2 separate regions of the Mus musculus genome follow, and region 1 is linked to region 2. Evidence: chromatin loops called from intact Hi-C (ENCODE). Cell type or tissue: left cerebral cortex. All regions are shown on one strand. Links, peaks and the distances in the headings refer to the core of each region. The heading gives the core; the rest is flanking DNA.

Region 1 (8,339 bases), core at 176-8,175, 650 kb after region 2:
GTATATATACATACATGTACACATATATGTACACATACAAATAGACAGACATTCATACATATAAACAACCAACCTAGTGACTCCATTCAGTTTTGTTCACATGCATGTTCACATGCCACATCTTCACATATGTACACAGTACAAGTGGCTGACCACTTGGGACGGGGATAACCCACCCAGGGGCTTACCCCTGAGGAAACCATATCCTCCCTCTCAGAAGCCACTGACTGCCGCCAACAGCTCTTCATGTATGTATGGGGGCTTGTGTGTTACTGGGTCTCTTGCTCTGCCATTTTGAGGGATGGTTTTCCCTTTGCCTCTCTTGGCTTTGGGTGTGTTTTCCTTCAGGTTGCTTCCTTCATTTGAGCTAAGATGGATTTCTGTGCTGCTGGCTGAGGGTCTTCACTTTGCCTTGCCTTGCCTTGCCTTGCCTTGCCTTGCCTTGCCTTGCCTTGCCTTGCCTTACCTTGCCTTGCTCATCTGGAAAATGGTTACACTTTCACCTGCTGGAATGGGATTGGTTCTTTGGCATTTGGCTATTTTGCTCTCTCCTTATTTGCTTCTGGGATTCTCAGCACCTCCAGTCCAGACTCGGCTTCTGGAATCAGATCAGGGTCGATTGGCTGTTGGCTACAGTGTTTTTCTGTTGGCTTTTTAAAAGCCAACAGAACTCCATGTCTGAGTTCATGTAAAATCCCAATTATTACATTAGTCTCACGGGACACATATGTTGATCCTCACAGTTTTATAATGATGAATCAATCCTTCATCCATTAGCGTCAAACCTCAGAAATCTGTGACTTTAGCTTCACTTACTTCTTTCTTATTTTCTAGGCATTTATGATTATATATCTACAAAATGTGTGCACATACATGTATTCTGTGGTTTGTGGAAAGTATCGGAAATATATAACAAATCAGCAAAAGCAAGCATACTTTTAACAGCACTTTTTCAAAGCAAAGCTGAAAAGGAGATACAGTGTTTGTCTCCTCCAAAATGAAGACAGTCACAAACAAGCAAGGACACGGTTCCGGTCTCTGTTAAAAGGAGCAGCAAGCTAAAGATAGGAGCATCTCTCCCCTCCCCCACCTTCCAAGTGTCATTTGCCATAAACAGAAGAAAATTCTGGTCAGCTGATCCCTTCTGCGGAGACAGAGTAAGCTGTCAAGTGTTCACCATCTGGTTGAGCTCCTAATCCAGATGGGCTGCCAATAGTAATTTATGAAAGGGTTGAAAGCAACGTGCCATGCTCTAGCGTGAATCATTAGAAGGCATTAACTTTGGGATTTGCTCCCCTCCCCCAGCCCCTGCTTGCGACAGATGCAAAGATAGGGTGACTGCTTCCCTACAGTAAACAGAACAGTCTATTTGGGAAGCAAAAAGTCAATATGTCTTTCCTTTTTGAAGGAAAAAAAAAAACATTTATCGCCTCCTTCCCTTCAGTTGACTTAATGAATACAGGATTAAATGCCCCCCATGGTGGAGCTTCTAACACATGTCTGAAGAAGACTTCTCAATCTGACGCATCTGAACATCTGGGATACTGGACTGCCAAAGTCAGCATCAGGAATAATCTGACAGGCCTCATGCTCACCCTGCTGACAGGCACCAAGAAATCCTTTCTCAGGGAGAAAGCCCAAAGGTCAATCAATGTTTCCAGTGCAGTCCAGGGTCACAGACCCACTGGCCATCCTTTTCTCTTCTCCAGCAGACACACACAGGCAGTGTGCTTTCGAGTGGGAACTCAGTTACGGGGCACCGTGGTTGGCTTCAATCAGGTTTCTTTTAAGTCACCATCCATCCGCGTTCCACCATTAGTTGAGTGCGGCTGTACTGTAATCGCACTTGTTCCTTGTGAACGATAAAATTCTTTTCATTTGTCTTCAACTCGTGTGAGAATGGCTAGAAAATTGGGGAATCATAGTTTATCCTTTGTTCAAGTCATTTACTATTAAGGCGCTGGAGAACATTGCCAGTATGTATGCTATCTGTGCTTTAAGGGTTTGTAAGAGTCTGGAACCAGCATGGAAGGTTCTAAATGAAAAATGCTGGCATCTGGGCTGCTTGTAATCTACAGATCAAGGTCTCGGAAAGGAAAATGCAGGGGTACAGGGTCACGGAGAGCCCTGGGATTAGGAACAGGCCAGGTACTATCATTACAATCCTGCTGGGAATGAGAAATGGAAGAGATTAGCATCCAATAAGAGGGAGGCAATCTTTTGAGGACAGAGAGAAAGGCTTGGGTAAGCAGGGTGGTTGGCAATTTCTCCACCCAAGGAATGAATCTGTGGTGCAGACAGGAGTGGGGCAGAGGGGATAGTAATTCTCATGGGAGCAAGGTGACTCAGAGTGTCCTCATAAAGCTTCATTAGAGGAGAGATGTGCACATTGAACCAAACGATTTGTGTTAAGATTTCTTAAACCCAGCTGCAAGTGCCAGCACACAGAAGAAGAAACCAGGCATCCCTGATGGCCTAAAATGTCTGCAAGTGATCTAAAGGGCAGCCATTTATCCACAGGTGACGGGATACTGTTACTGTGAAAAATTAAGAAATTCTGATTTCAGAATATCTTATTTTTTTCCTTTATTAAAAAAAAGTTTGGTTTTTTTTGAGAATTTCATGTGTTGTATATTGAATTTTGGTCATTTTTGCTCTCTTTACTGTCTCTCCCCTTCCTTACTCCCTAACTGAAACTCCTTTTCCCCCATGAGGCTCTCTCCTATTTGATATTTTTTTGTGACCTGATGAATATAATTATGGTTGCTTGCTTGAGCATTAGTAGGGAATTGTTACTGAAACCATGGGCCACTTATCAAAGGTTGTACCACTGAAGAAATGATATACCTTCCCCAGAACCCCATAACTACCCATAATCCCTCAGTGGGAGGTGAGACCTCATAAGGCCTCTATCTATTCCTTGCATGAAGAAATGGTGATGACCAAATCTTTTCCCCCCTATTTATTTATTCGCTTTACATCCCAATTGCTGCCCACCCTTACTGGTCCCCACTTCCATAATCCCTCCCCATTCTTCTCTGAGACGGTAGAGACCCCATGGGTATCCCCACACCCCAGCACCTCAAGTCTCTGTGAGGCTAGGCCCATTCTCCCTGAGGCCAGACGAGGCAGCCCAGATAGAAGAACATATCCCACAAACAGGCAACAGCTTTTGGGATAGCCCCCGCTCCAGTTTGGGACCCACATGGAGGCCGAGCAGTACATCTGCTACATATGTGTGGGGAGGCCTAGGTCCAGCCTGTGTAGGCTCTTGGTTCGTGGTTCAGTCGCCAAGATCCTCCAAGGGTCCAGGTTAGTTGACTCTGTTGATCTTCCTATGGCGTTCCTATCCCCTTCCCCCAACTCCTCCATAAGGGTCACCAAGCTCCATTCAATGTTTGCCTGTGGGTCTCTGCATCTGTCTGAGTCGGCTGCTGGGTGGAACCTCTCAAAAGACAGCCATGCTAGATTCCTGTCTGCAAGCATAAGAATATCATTAATAGTATCAGGGATTCTTATGTAGGTTGTATGCAGGTAAAGACAGCTACATAGAGTTTATGAGTGCAACAGCTATGTCGGGCCCTAAAGACCTGCTTTACAGCACCCCTCTCCACCCTCTGCCTCTTACCTTCTCTATACCCCATCTATGTCCTTTGAGCCGGACGGGCTGGTGTCCCACCAACTCTCTCCACAGTTGCTTATTCTTTGTACTTTGAGCACTTATGAATTTTTACATGAATTACTGCCCACTACAAAAGGAAGAGTCTCTGAGCAGCACTAGTCTATGGGTTTAAACATAGTATGTAAGTATTTGGAATGTAGTTTGACACCATGTTCTTTAAACAGTTAGGTTCTCCCTCTAGACTCTATGACCTCCCCAATCAGAAAGTGGTTGGTTGCTAACATAATCATTATGTCACTATTGTACCAGTGTGCAGATCTTGACATTTTTATTATGACTACTCAACACGTATTTTTCTCACTCCTTAAGTTTATGTGTTCTTTTTTTTCCGTAAATGTTGATCAGATTCTATTTTATTGATCTTTAAAATGACATTAATTGGTCTAGAGATGTAGTTCAGGTGGTAGAGTGCTTGCCTAGAAAGTATACTCTCCAGCACCCTATAAACCATCAGTGGCAGTGTGTGCCGGTAATCCCAGAACTCAGGAGATAGACAGAGAAGGATTAAGAGTTCAAGGTCCCCAGGCTACATGGAAAGATTGAGGTCAGGCTCTGAGAGCTGAGACTCTGTCTCGAACTTTTTAAGAAATGTATTAACCTTCCGTTATTATAAGACCATGTGCTCAAGGCTACAAGGATTATAGGAGTAAGTCGGGCACCAGTCCTTACCCTTAAAGAATTTATAGCACAATAGATAAAGTGCCTGATAAGAAACAAATAAATCTCCTAGGTGATTGAAAAACAAAATCAGAAACAAACAGATCCTATTTTATTGGCATTGATTTGTCAAAATTAAAATTATGGTTTTGCGAAGGTGATATTTTTACTGAAGAAATGCTTGGTTTTGGGTTTTGTTTTCTTATTTTGTGTTCTCTGTGCTGGAAGGACTTTCAAGACATGCAATTTGAACAAGGTATTACATCCCTCTAGTGGCCATTTTCCAGACTACATGCAGGCATAGCTTTTATCTAGAGAAAACAACCAATTTCAAAAGAGCTTGCCAACCAGGCCGATCTATTTGAATGCAAGTCAGCAACAGTCAATAAAAGAACGCCAGGAGAAAAATACTTCACTATGCTTTATGTCATGTGTTCCACACTCAGAAAAAGTGCAAGAAGATTGGGGGTAGGGTGGAGAATTGACTGTGAGATCAGATACCCAGGCTAAAATCTTGCTTCTGCTATTCCGTGACTGAGCAAGTTAGTGAAAGGAAAAAAATTAAAATGGGGTGAAGAGCAATTGAGAAAGACAGTGTTGACCTCCAGCCTCCACGTGTGTACACCTGTACACACCTTTTAACACACACATACACACACATGCATACACACAAACATGCACACCTATATGCATACAAACGCACATGTGCACACATGAACACACACAACCATGCACAAAAATGTACATACACACAAGCATGCACATACACATGCACACACATATACATGCATACATATAAACATGCACACACACATGCACACAGATGCACATACATGCACACATGTACATACACATGCACACAGACAAACAGCACACACACACAACCATGCACACACACATGGACACAGATGTACATACACACACGCACATACACACATGTGAACGCACACAAAGCTGGCTGGGAACCAAAGAGTAGTGAACTGCTGTCCCCCAGGGAGTAGCCCATTCAAAATTCATAGTTGTTTTCCAGTTTCCTTCTTGGAGGTGTCGATTCTAAGTGTGATGAGCAAACAAATGCCTAACTGTAGTGGATGCAGGGTGCATGCTGGTGGTGGGGGTGACTCAGAAGTAGAAGGTGATCATCCTTCATCTTGGCTGGCACAGATGTTTTTACAATTTTATATTACAAGTTTTACCAATAACTTGCAAATTGCCATGGTGTTTCCTGACTCTTACCACCGTCCCTTCTCTTGCCATGTCTACCAGTCCCTGCCGTTACCTTTTCCTCTGTGCCTTTCCCAGCGTGCTACACAGATACATTCTCTTTCTCATTCTAAATTTCAGTATTCTATAGAAAACTTGGAACATAGTACTCATAGGACAACAGGACTTTAAAGACCTTTTTAGTACAGCTTCTGTCAGTAAGAATTGGTTCTAAAAGTCTCCTGGTGGTTTTTTTTTTTTAATTATTATTTTCTTCACTGAATATAAGTACTGAGCTATAAAACTAATTGTTCTAAATGTGCCTGGAATGTTGTATACCAGGAACAATATCTCTCATAGTGGTTTTATGTCATGTTTTACAATTATTCTTGTCTGGGACCCTTGATGTACCCCAGGCACATCCAAGTGTGACTGTTTGGAAGCATCTTTACAACCATTCTAGGGACATTGCTATACCCCTAGGTCTTTTTTTGATCTTGTCCTCATTTCATTACTAATTTATTTTTACTGACTCATAAATTAATTGTTTGAGGTTAAATTCTTGAAATCTGTACCTAGCTCCAAGATCTTTATAAAAAAAAAAAAAAGAAAGAAAAATAACTCCCAGGATAATTAAAGAGTTATCATGCTAACTTTTGCTAGTGGTTGAAGGAAAATGGAGGGGGGAAATTAAAGACTTAGATTTCTAAAATAGCAGGCAAGGTGCTGTGTTCAGTCCGCCCACACTCTCCTTACACTTCTTGCTTTGTGAAATCTTAGGAATGGTTAGGAAACCTGTGACCATTTCTGCAATGGGAGCAGTTGGAGTCCAACTCAAAGCTGGTTTGAAAGTCTTGTCCTTTTATGAGCCTCCATGTCACCTTCATCTCATAAGGTCAACACAGGTTATAAAAATGATGATGTGAAGATGAAATACTGGCAAGCATATTTGATATCTAATTGCTAGTGATAACTAGGTATTTATCTAGTGGATATAGCCTTGAGCATTCATAACCACTGAGAACAAAATATATAAATATTTTACCCTATTGGGTTAGCAAATGCTTTGTTAATTGGCCGATTCACATTCCTATTCAAAGAGCATCTTGAAATAAATGAAGCTTTTAAATGATGCCCCCAGGGAAACTTGGTAAACATACTGTGCCTTTTACCATAAGATTCTGGAAGTATCTCTGAGAAATATTAAAAAGTAAACCTTTAGAAAAGATTAGAGCTGCTGCAGAAGCCATCATTCATCGTTCCCTCGAGACTGACGGACCTTAAACAAAGGAACACTCTGTGGCTTTGCCGCCTGCTGTGCCAGTGTGATAGCTTCTATTATCTGAAAACAGTAGCTTGCACCAACTCAGACTGCCCATGAAAGGAGAGATCTGTTTTCAGGTGGTGCCTCTTGTCAGGGCTTCTAAGTCAAGGTCAAGGTGAACTAACCACTGGCTTGTTCCATTCAGCTCTCGGGTGACAGGAATCCACGAGATGATGGGATACATTCAGAACCGAGTGGATTGTCTCACTGAACAGTGTACAGCGCATGAGGAATTTGCCCGCAAGAGACAGCAATTAGCAACATCAGTGGACGACTACCTAAGGAAGGTAGTTTCATAAAAGAATATATATACACCTTTTATTTGGTGTTCACGGATGGTGTGCCAACTGTGAGCACTGTGGGAGGGTGTGGCACATCTCCTTAGACTTCCTCTATATTACATAGTAGGACTTATAATGGGGTGAACAGTTGTAATTCACCTCTGCCCCAGGTTGCCAATCATAAATGTCTAATGTTGTCTGCCATTCCAGTGCATACACACACACACACACACACACACATATATTTATATATATACACACACACACATATATACAAACATACTCTCCATAGTTCTGTGTTAGCCACATCAGACATGCCCCAAAAGGGGGGAGTGCTGGTTTGTATGACTCTGAGCAAAGTCACATGCTAGCTTTCATCATAATGGCACAATTGACCAGAAGGACTTCAGATAGCCAGCTAGATATTAACAGTTTTGGGGGTTGTGTTTCTGGGAAAGATCTGTTGTCATCATCATTTTGACTGGACAGAACCAGTGCAAGAGACACAGTCATCCACATAAAAGCACTCACGGGAGGAAGATCAGCAGCTTTCTATGGAAACATTTTGCTATCTATCCGCTGAAGACACGGTGGTAGTGAGCCTTGCTGTAGACGCTGGGTCTCAAATGTTCAGTCATCTTTGTATTCGATGCAACCTACTGATATACTTGAGTATATAGGAGCAGAGTTAACAGACTTCATAGGATCTGGCACTAAACAGCATCCTTGTTAGGTTGTTCCCTCTGTTACTGACCCGGTAGCTCATGACTGTGAGCTGTATCTGGTTGCCTGGGTCCAGAGAGAGTTTGATCACAGGAGCAGCTTGACCACTTGAGAGTCAAGCTAATTCGGTGATTGTGGAAGACACACCAGGAATTTAAACAATGGCTGCTTCTTATCTGATTGCTGACTTAGCTGTGGAGGGTGTGCATTCTATAGAAAGCAAGGGATGAAGGAAATAACTCGAGTGGAATGAAGCCCTTCCAGGGTCACCTAGGTCACTGGTTCTTGTGAACCAAAGATCAAATCACAATTCCCTCAATTCATCAGTGAAATGATTCAAGTAGGTCCCTGCTTTCACTATCGTCTGGACAGGGCATTTCCCAGAGCTCCCCAGCTTTAAATACAACTGTCTGTAGGGTAGTCTAACACCTCCGTTTGGAATGCTTGCTTACTTGTGCCAGCAAATTGG
Region 2 (8,339 bases), core at 90-8,089:
AGTTCACTGCTTGGGAGTTGCTTCTGATCTTGCCTTAGGCAGGGCTTTGCCTCAAATGATGTTTAAAGATAAGAAAGGTCGGGCCAGGAGCCTGCTTGGTGGCAAGAGACAAATACGCTGATGAGATCAGAGGTGCAGCTGGAGCTGCAGCTGGAGGTGATCATGGGAAGACTGACACCCATCCTCGGCTTAGAGACTGTGAGGTGGGTGTCCAAGGTTGCTCTTGCTGTGTTCAACACCGGCTAAAAGCAGCTCACGGAGGACGGTGCTTGCTAGGCTTCCAGGTTATGGTCGACCATTAAGGGATGCCAAATGTGGAGTGCAAGGAAAGTACCTGGAGACAGGAACTGAAGCGGAGACCAGAGAAAACTTCTGCTGGCTGCCTTGCTTCTCCTGGCTTGCTCAGCAGCTACCCTTCTTACTATTGTCCAGGGATGGCACTCAATGCAGCGAGCTAGACCATCCTATATCAACTAGCAATTAAGAAAATGCCTCATGGCCATGGCCATTGGACAACCTGATCTAGGCAGTTCCCCAACTGAGGTCCCATCTTTCTAGGTGACCCTACCTTTGCATCACATTGACAGTTGAAACTAATTCTGACAGTGTACAATTCCACTTGCATTATATTTGAGGGAAGGAAGTAAAGGCTGGAGAGAGCAAGCCCTTTTCCTGACATCACAGACTCAAGTCTTCCCTGCGACTGTGTTACCTCTCAGTGGTTGCTGCAATGAATTAGACACAAAGAGCGTCAAGAGGTCAGGTCACCTGACGTCATCTGACATTGGACTTTTCCTGTTGGTTACTGACTCAGTGGTTCATTTTCTTCTCTCATCTGCAACAAGTTCGAAAGGGATTTCTAATCTTTGTGTAAGGTTGACACATTAAGGCTAAAGGTAAGTCAGTCCTGTGCAAGTGAAGTGACCCAGAGAGCAAATGTTCAGAATGTCAAGTTGAGGACAGGTTTGGCACCTCTGAAAGGGAGAGATGGACTTGGAACAGAGAGGTAGAAATAGTTGAAGTTTGAAAAGATGGGCAGCGACTTTAACAGATTTACACCCCCCCTTAAATATGATTTTCATATAATCCCCATTCTCTGGGTCAGAACTGTGTGCTGGGCTCAGGTAGGTTTTTCTTACAGACTCTGCATGCTCACGAGTGGGTGGCCACCAGTGGTGTCATGTATACGTCTGGGCAATTGGTGCCATCAGGAGCCAAGCTCATTCTGACCGCCAGCCTCTGCTTTGGGGCCTTCTATAGAGAGTATGGCAAAGGAACACAGTGCGTCAGGAGGAGTGAGGCTGCAGTGATGGCTTCCATCAGAGTCAGCCAGTCCCAGGGCAACCCAACTTGGTGATGGAAAATGACCCTGCTTACGTTCTACAAGAGGCGCCTTGCCCTTGCCGTTCAGGTGTGCGCGCACATTCACTGAAACTCTAGCTCACTGGTTGGCCTGTATGGGCTGCTCAGGAAGCTCCAGGGATCCTCCTGTCTTACCAAGTGTCAGCAATGCTACGATTACAGGAGTGTGCTGCCACATGCAGCCCTTTCAGGTTGTCAGACAAGCGCCGGGTTTCCTTTGACTAGACAGTCATCTCTTCAGCTTTGGAATTTTAAACTGAGCTTGAGTTTAAGACATGGACACTTCGGGGTCAGGACAAGGTAAGTGCTAAAACCCACTTTGCAGCAGGGGTTAGGATGATGGAGCAGGTTTTCCAGGTGAAACATGGGGAAGCTTTGAGTCTGTGCACCCCCAGGATTGATTGGTTGGTATTCTCTCTCTCTCTCTCTCTCTCTCTCTCTCTCTCTCTCTCTCTCTCTCTCTCTCTCCTCCCTCTGTTTGTTCTTTCTCTCTCCCTTCCTTCCTTCCTTCCTTCCTTCCTTCCTTCCTTCCTTCCTTCCTTCCTCATGCTACAGCCCAATATCAGCCCCCCTCTCCTCCCAGTACCCCCTCACACAAGTCCTCTCCTCCACTCTGCCTTCCACTTCCCTTTTGAGAAGGGGAAGCCCTACTGTGGTTGTCATCCCCCCACCACCCCTCCTCTCTGCACATCAAGTTTTTACAAGACTAGGCACTTCCTCTCTCACTGAGACTAGTCAAGGCTGTCCATTTAGGGGTGCAGAGTCCACAGGCAGGCAGGCAACAGATTCAGGGACAGCCCTTCCTCCGTTGTTGGGGGCATGAAGACCAATATGCTTTTCTACTACATATGTGCAAGGGACCTAGGTCCAGCCCATGCTTGCTTTTTGGTTGGTGATTCGATCCCTGGGAGCCCTCAAGGGTCTAGGTTAGTTGCCTCTGTTGGTCTTCCTGTGGAGTCACTGTCCTCTTCAAGTCTGTCAGTCCTCCCAACTCTTCCATAATCCTCCCTGATCTCCATCTAATGTTTGGCTGTGAGTCTCTGCATCTCTTTCCACTGGCTGCTGGGTGGAGCCTCTCGGAGGACAGTTATATAGGTTCCTGTCTGCAAGCATATCAGAGTATCATTAAGAGTGTCAAGGACTGGTTCTTGCCCACAGGATGGGTCTCAATTTGGAGCAGTCATTGGTTGGCCATTCCCTCAGTCTCTGCACCATCTTTGTCCATGAACATCTTGTAGGCAGGATATGATTTTGGGTAGAAGGTTCTGTGAGTAGGTTGCTGTCCTTATCACTCCCCTGGAAGTCTTGCCTGTCTACAGGAAGTAGCCATTTCAGGATCCATATTCCTCCACTGCTAGGAGTCTCAGCTTAGAGTCGCCCCCATAGACCCTATGAGCCCTCCCAGTTTTGTGGCACACCCTAAAGATTGTATTCCCCCACCAACCACTGATTTCCCCTCTCTCTCCCCTGCTCCCCCTATATATGATCTTCCAGGCCCCATCCCACTCCCCTCCCCACCCCTCCTTATACTCAGTCTCTCCTTCCATTGACCTCCCATATATATATTTTTTTCTCTTTTTGAGAAATATTCAGCCATCCTCCCTTGGGTTCTCTTTCTTTCTTTCTTTCTTTCTTTCTTTCTTTCTTTCTTTCTTTCTTTCTTTCTTTCTTTCTTTCTTTCTTTCCTTCCTTCCTTCCTTCCTTCTTTCTTTCTTTCTTTCTTTCTTTCTTTCTTTCTTTCTTTCTTTCTTCCTCCTCCTCCTCCTCCTCCTCCTCCTCCTCCTCTTCCTCCTCCTCCTCCTCTTCTTCCTCCTCCTCCTTCCCCTCCTCCTTCCTTTTGCTTCCATCGTGGCTATTCTCTATTTTATGGCTAAAATCTACTTATAATTTAGTACATACTGTGAATGTTCTTTTGGATCGGGGTTACTTCACTCAGGATGATATTTTCTAGTCCCATCCATTTGCCTACAAAATTCATAATGTCCTCGTTTTTAATGGCTGTGTAGTATTCCTTTGTGTAAATAACTGGATGTCTGAATGTAGAAGAATGCAAATAGGTCCATATTTAGCACCCTGCACAAAACTCAAGTCCAAATGGATCAAAAACCTCAATGTAAAACCAGATACACTGAATCTAATAGAACAGAAAATGGGGAATAGTCTTGAACTCCTCTGTACAGGAGACAACTTCCTAAATAGAACACCAGTGCCTCAGGCACTAAGGTCAGGGATCAATAAATGGGACCTCATTAAACCGAAACCCTTCTGCAAGGCTTAGGACACCATAAATTGGACAAATGGCCTCCTACAGATTGGGAAAATATCTTCACTAACCCTACATCTGACAGAGGCTAATAGCCAAAATTTATAAAGTACTGGAGAAGTTAAATACTAACAACCCAAATAACCCAGTTACAAAATGGGGTGCAGAGCTCAACAGCAGGATCGAATGGCCAAGAAGCACCTAATGTTCAATGTCTTTAGTCATCAGAGAAATGCAAATCAAAATGGTTCTGAGATTCTCCTTATATCTGTCAGAATGGCCAAGATCAAAAACTCAAGAGATAGCACAGGCTGGCGAAGGTATGGAGCAAGGGGAACACTCTTCCATTGCTGGGGGGAGTGCAAACTTATACAACCACTTTGGAAATCAATTTGAAAGTTGCTAAAAAAATAAAACTGGGAATAATTCTACCTCAAGGCCCAGCTGTACTACTCCTGGACATATATCTAAAAGATGCTCCACCACCACACAAAGACACTTGCTCTACTGTGTTCATAGCAGCTTTATTCATAATGGCCAGAAATTGAAAACAACCTAGATGTCCTTCAGTTGAAGAATGAATAAAGAATATGTGCTTCATTTACCCCAAGAATTCTTGAATGGTTTTTATTTCAAACTGTTCCCTTATTTTCTTCCTAGTCTACGTTTTAGAAAGTGCTATTGAACAGCTTGTGGGGGCGAGACACTGTATTGGATACTATGACCAGTAAAATATGTGTGGGATGTGGGATGCACAGATCTCTGTTTCTCATCTTGCATCTCATGTAGACTTAAGATGCTAAATTTATCCTCACGTGCATTTTCCCAGACATTAGATGTAAACCTGAGATTTAAACTTCAAGTTTGAAGTTGCAATGACACAGATTGACCACACGATGGTGCCCAAAGTCTATACAAAGTGAGGGAGTTGTCTTATTCCCAAAGGTGGGTGGAACTTCCGTTAATGAGTTTGGAAAAGGAGGTACCACACAAAAGGATGAGTGTTGTGTGTGGATATGCACACAGAGGCAGAAACACGTTTACAGACTTTGTAAGCATTCTTATATGCGCTAGGAAATCTACAGGGGAGTCTTTTGTGTGTTGTTGAGGAAGTGGAAGGAAAGCTAGTTCTCCAGTTTGGGAGAATAAAGATGGCTGCTTAAATGATTTGTTCTCACCTCTCTTATGGAGAAATATTACAGGGAGATTGAAAATGTCTAAGTTTGTGTGCTCGATGCAGACAGGGCTAGTAGAACACACTCACGTGGGACTCCAGGTGAAGCCTTTTACCTTCCTCCCTCCCCATTTCTTCTCTTTTAAAAGAATCCTGACAAGAGTCTCATTATATAGCCCAGGACAGCCTCTAACTTATGATAATCCTCCTGCCTCCAACTCCCTAGTGTAGTCTTTACAGGTATGTTCTATACTGTGTACTGTTGGTTTTCTTTTTCGTTTATTATTATTTTATTTTATGTGTATGAGTGTTTTGCCTATATATATATGTATTTGTACCTTGTGTGTGCCCAGTGCCCATAGAGGCCAGAAGAGGATGCCAGCTCCCCCAGAGCTGGAGTTACAGACAGTTCTGAGCCGCTGTGTGGATGCTGGGAATGGAACCTGGTCCTTTGGAAGAGCAGCCAGTGTTCTTCACTGCTGAGTCGTCTCCAGTCCTGATTAGATTTTCCCAAGATGAAAAGATAACAAATAATTGAAGAAGTTATCAGTTTCATTTTAGTGTGAGGCAGATAGTTAAACTAGTTTTAATGTACTTTCTCCCTAAAAGGACTTTTTTCTTACAATAATGATCATGCAGTTTTGTTATTGAGCAGGGCCTAGGAGTTTTCATGACATGATGGACTAGAGAGGGAAAAGGCCCCCTGCTCTTGGACTTTTGAGAATAGACATGAGCATTTCTTATTCTCTTACCATTTTTTCCTAGATCCTAATGAGAGAACCAGGAACTGTCTCTCACTGATGTGAACTCAGAAGGTGACACACACCATCGGGAATGTTGTATATTTTCTGAGTCTTTGTCTCACCCATACTGGTGACTGTTTAATTTTGAAGTATTTTACAAAATCCTGACTATATTCAAGCAAGGATGCTATTGGTGGCTCGTATCTGTCTACCCAGACATATTTAATTGAGAGTCCTACTGAAGCGATTACTGGGGTTGAGGCTCTTATTAATGAGAGTCCTTTGGAAATAGGATGCAGGCTGAAGTTGTGACCCCAGTTCCCCAGATGCTTCACCTTTGAGAGACCCTTTGCTAGTTTGGATGATGTCCCAGATTTACAACTACCAGTTAGGTAGACTTGAAATCATCATAAAACAGCTCCACAGCTGTTCAGGGGTTAAAACGGTAAACAAAGGTGCTAATTATATGACTTCAGGATCCCACAGAATGAATACACACAGGATTGTAAATAGAAAAGTTAAAAAAATTAAAAGGACTGTTTGGCCTTATTTTCAGTTAAGGAGTTAAACGTGTAGGGTGCTTTGGGCTATGAACTTTCCTGTATATTTTATTTTCTAAAAAAATAAGGGCTGTCTAGCATCAAGCATCAATTTTTAAAATTTGAAAAATAAATAGCAACACTTTTCTGTGTGAACATCAAGTCTCAGGCCATCAGAGCAAGCATTTGGTGGTGAGTGTTTTGAATCATCAAAGGTATTTTTAAAGCCCAGATGCCTTCTTGAAAAATAAATGTTATCACTTTTAAAATGATCTAGAACGAAAGGCTTTGGGTAGCTGTTTCAATGGTGATGTAAAATTAATGAGCTCACTCTCTGCCATGGGACCCATGTATTGTCACCCTGACTGACTTGACTCTTTCACACCGATGTTCTGCTTTCATACGCTAACAGCATCAAGGGAAGGAGGCTGCCTCAGTTAGAAATCCCTGTGGCTTGTCACAGCCGGCTGTGGCGTTGGTATTTGGCTTTGTCTTTTCTGGGAGCTGGTTCTTGGGCCAACTGTGAAGTACATTACTTCTCAAAAGATGAAAAGTCTGGAGGAGCTGTGCGGGCTAGTTGTTGCATTTTTTATGGGCTGAGCATAGCAGCGTTCATGGTGTGTTGACCCACTTTATTTCCAGGGGTCACTCTCATATGAGCCTGCTTTGTTAGCCCATAGACTGTTGTCCTCCCGATGCTGGACGTTCACCTATTCTTGTGTGAACATGCGTTAGAAGTATGTGTCAGGAGAGCATGACCTTTAGGTAAGGGTGTTGCGATTTGATTCCGTGTTTCACATCACCCAGGAAAGCCAGGTACTTTTACAAGTTAAAATAACTTTATCAAACCGTCTAAATTTCACGTTGGTAGCTAAAGAGAGAATATGGACTCATGTAAAAACAAACAAAAAACACAAAACACCAGAAACATGTGGTTTTTCTCCTTCCCTTATAAATTGACTCTACAATCACGTTCCAGGGTTTACGAGTAGACCCCCAAACCCTGAGGACTTCTGGTCACACCCCTCCCCTCTGGAATTCCCCACCAGAGCAAACCTATTTCCCAAAAGGTGGTTAGGAAATGTTCTAAGACAGTGGCTAGTGTCCTGTAGGATCAAAGGCTTAAGTGAAATTCAAGCGTTGTTGTGCTAAAGGTCTGAACTAGGCTTCCTTTTGAACATACGTTATTCAAGGCGCTGGCGAGATGGCTCAGTGGCTAAAGCACTGCCGCTCAGTGATCTGTCACTCAGTGATCTGTCACTCAGTGATCTGTCAGTCCAGTGATCTGTCACTCAGTGATCTGTCAGTCCAGCTGCAAGAGATCCGACACCCTCTTGTGGGTTTCTTGGACACAAGGCACACACATGGTGTAGAGATACACATGCAGGCAAAACCAGAAAACCCACCCCCATAAAAATATAAAATAACATTTAAAGTACATTATTTGGGAAGTCTACACATAGTAGAGCATGTAACTACTACCATAGTAGACGCAAATGAGATAGAAAGTTAACAGTGTCGCATGCGATGTGATTCTAGATACGTTGTGTGTGAGTACAATGAGAAAAGAGCTAGAAAAAGTGTAAACCCAATGCTGTATACTCATTCCGAAAGTGCATTCTTCCTTTTACTATTTCTTCTGGACTTTAATGTAGTGGGACTGGAGAGATGGCTTGGAATGGAAGAGTGCTTGATCTCCAAGGAGAAGGATCTAATTCCAAATTCCCAGCATCCAGGTAAAAAGCTAGGCATGGATGCACTTGTCTATGACCCCAGCACTGGGCAGACACAGACAAATCCTGAGAGTTTGCTGTCCAGCCAGCCTAACACAGGGCACATATTTCCACTTCAGTGAGAGACCTCAAGGCAACAAGGTTGAAAGTAATAGAGAGCACCCAGTGTCCTGCTTTGACCTTCCCATACCCTGCACACAAACACACAGACATCACACACAGACACACACACACACAGACACACAGACACACACACACACAGACACACACACACACAGACACACACACACACAGACACACACACACACACACACACACACACAGAGACACACACACAGACACACACACACACACACACACACACACACACACACACACCGGCCTTACACCAAGTAATCAGTGGGTGGTTGATATTATGGGTGGGGTTTGTCATTGCTCAGTAATCCTGGATGGCTGCTTCTTGCCTGAGGTCCCCACGTCCTAGTTTTGTCACCCTGTATTACTGCCACCTTTTTGCTCAGCTTT

Evidence for each region. Hi-C counts contacts between places; a loop is a spot of excess contacts. Peaks named below come from ENCODE experiments on the same cell type or tissue, not always from the same donor. Only the 100,000 strongest peaks of a DNase experiment are listed, where the experiment ranks them.
Region 1: it touches region 2 in a loop (4-fold over the local background); 6 of 42 quality-filtered maps call a loop at or near these places.

The regions. Positions count from the first base shown.
Region 1 is chr2:77,058,354-77,066,692 of GRCm38, reverse strand. Ccdc141 (coiled-coil domain containing 141) reads left to right here. Exons shown (of 24, transcript NM_001025576.3): 9 at 7,012-7,153. It overlaps Gm39862 (a long non-coding RNA gene), which reads left to right. Exons shown (of 2, transcript XR_866496.1): 2 at 835-4,900. Among named protein-coding and RNA genes, the nearest start is that of Gm39862, 8.2 kb to the left of the region's middle. In left cerebral cortex, for the core only: a CTCF peak has its summit at 4,616 (motif pointing left); DNase peaks (open chromatin) are centred at 1,176 and 4,623.
Region 2 is chr2:77,705,647-77,713,985 of GRCm38, reverse strand. All of the region lies in intron 3 of Zfp385b (zinc finger protein 385B), which reads left to right. Among named protein-coding and RNA genes, the nearest start is that of Gm35431, 55 kb to the left of the region's middle. In left cerebral cortex, for the core only: a CTCF peak has its summit at 4,513; a DNase peak (open chromatin) is centred at 4,558.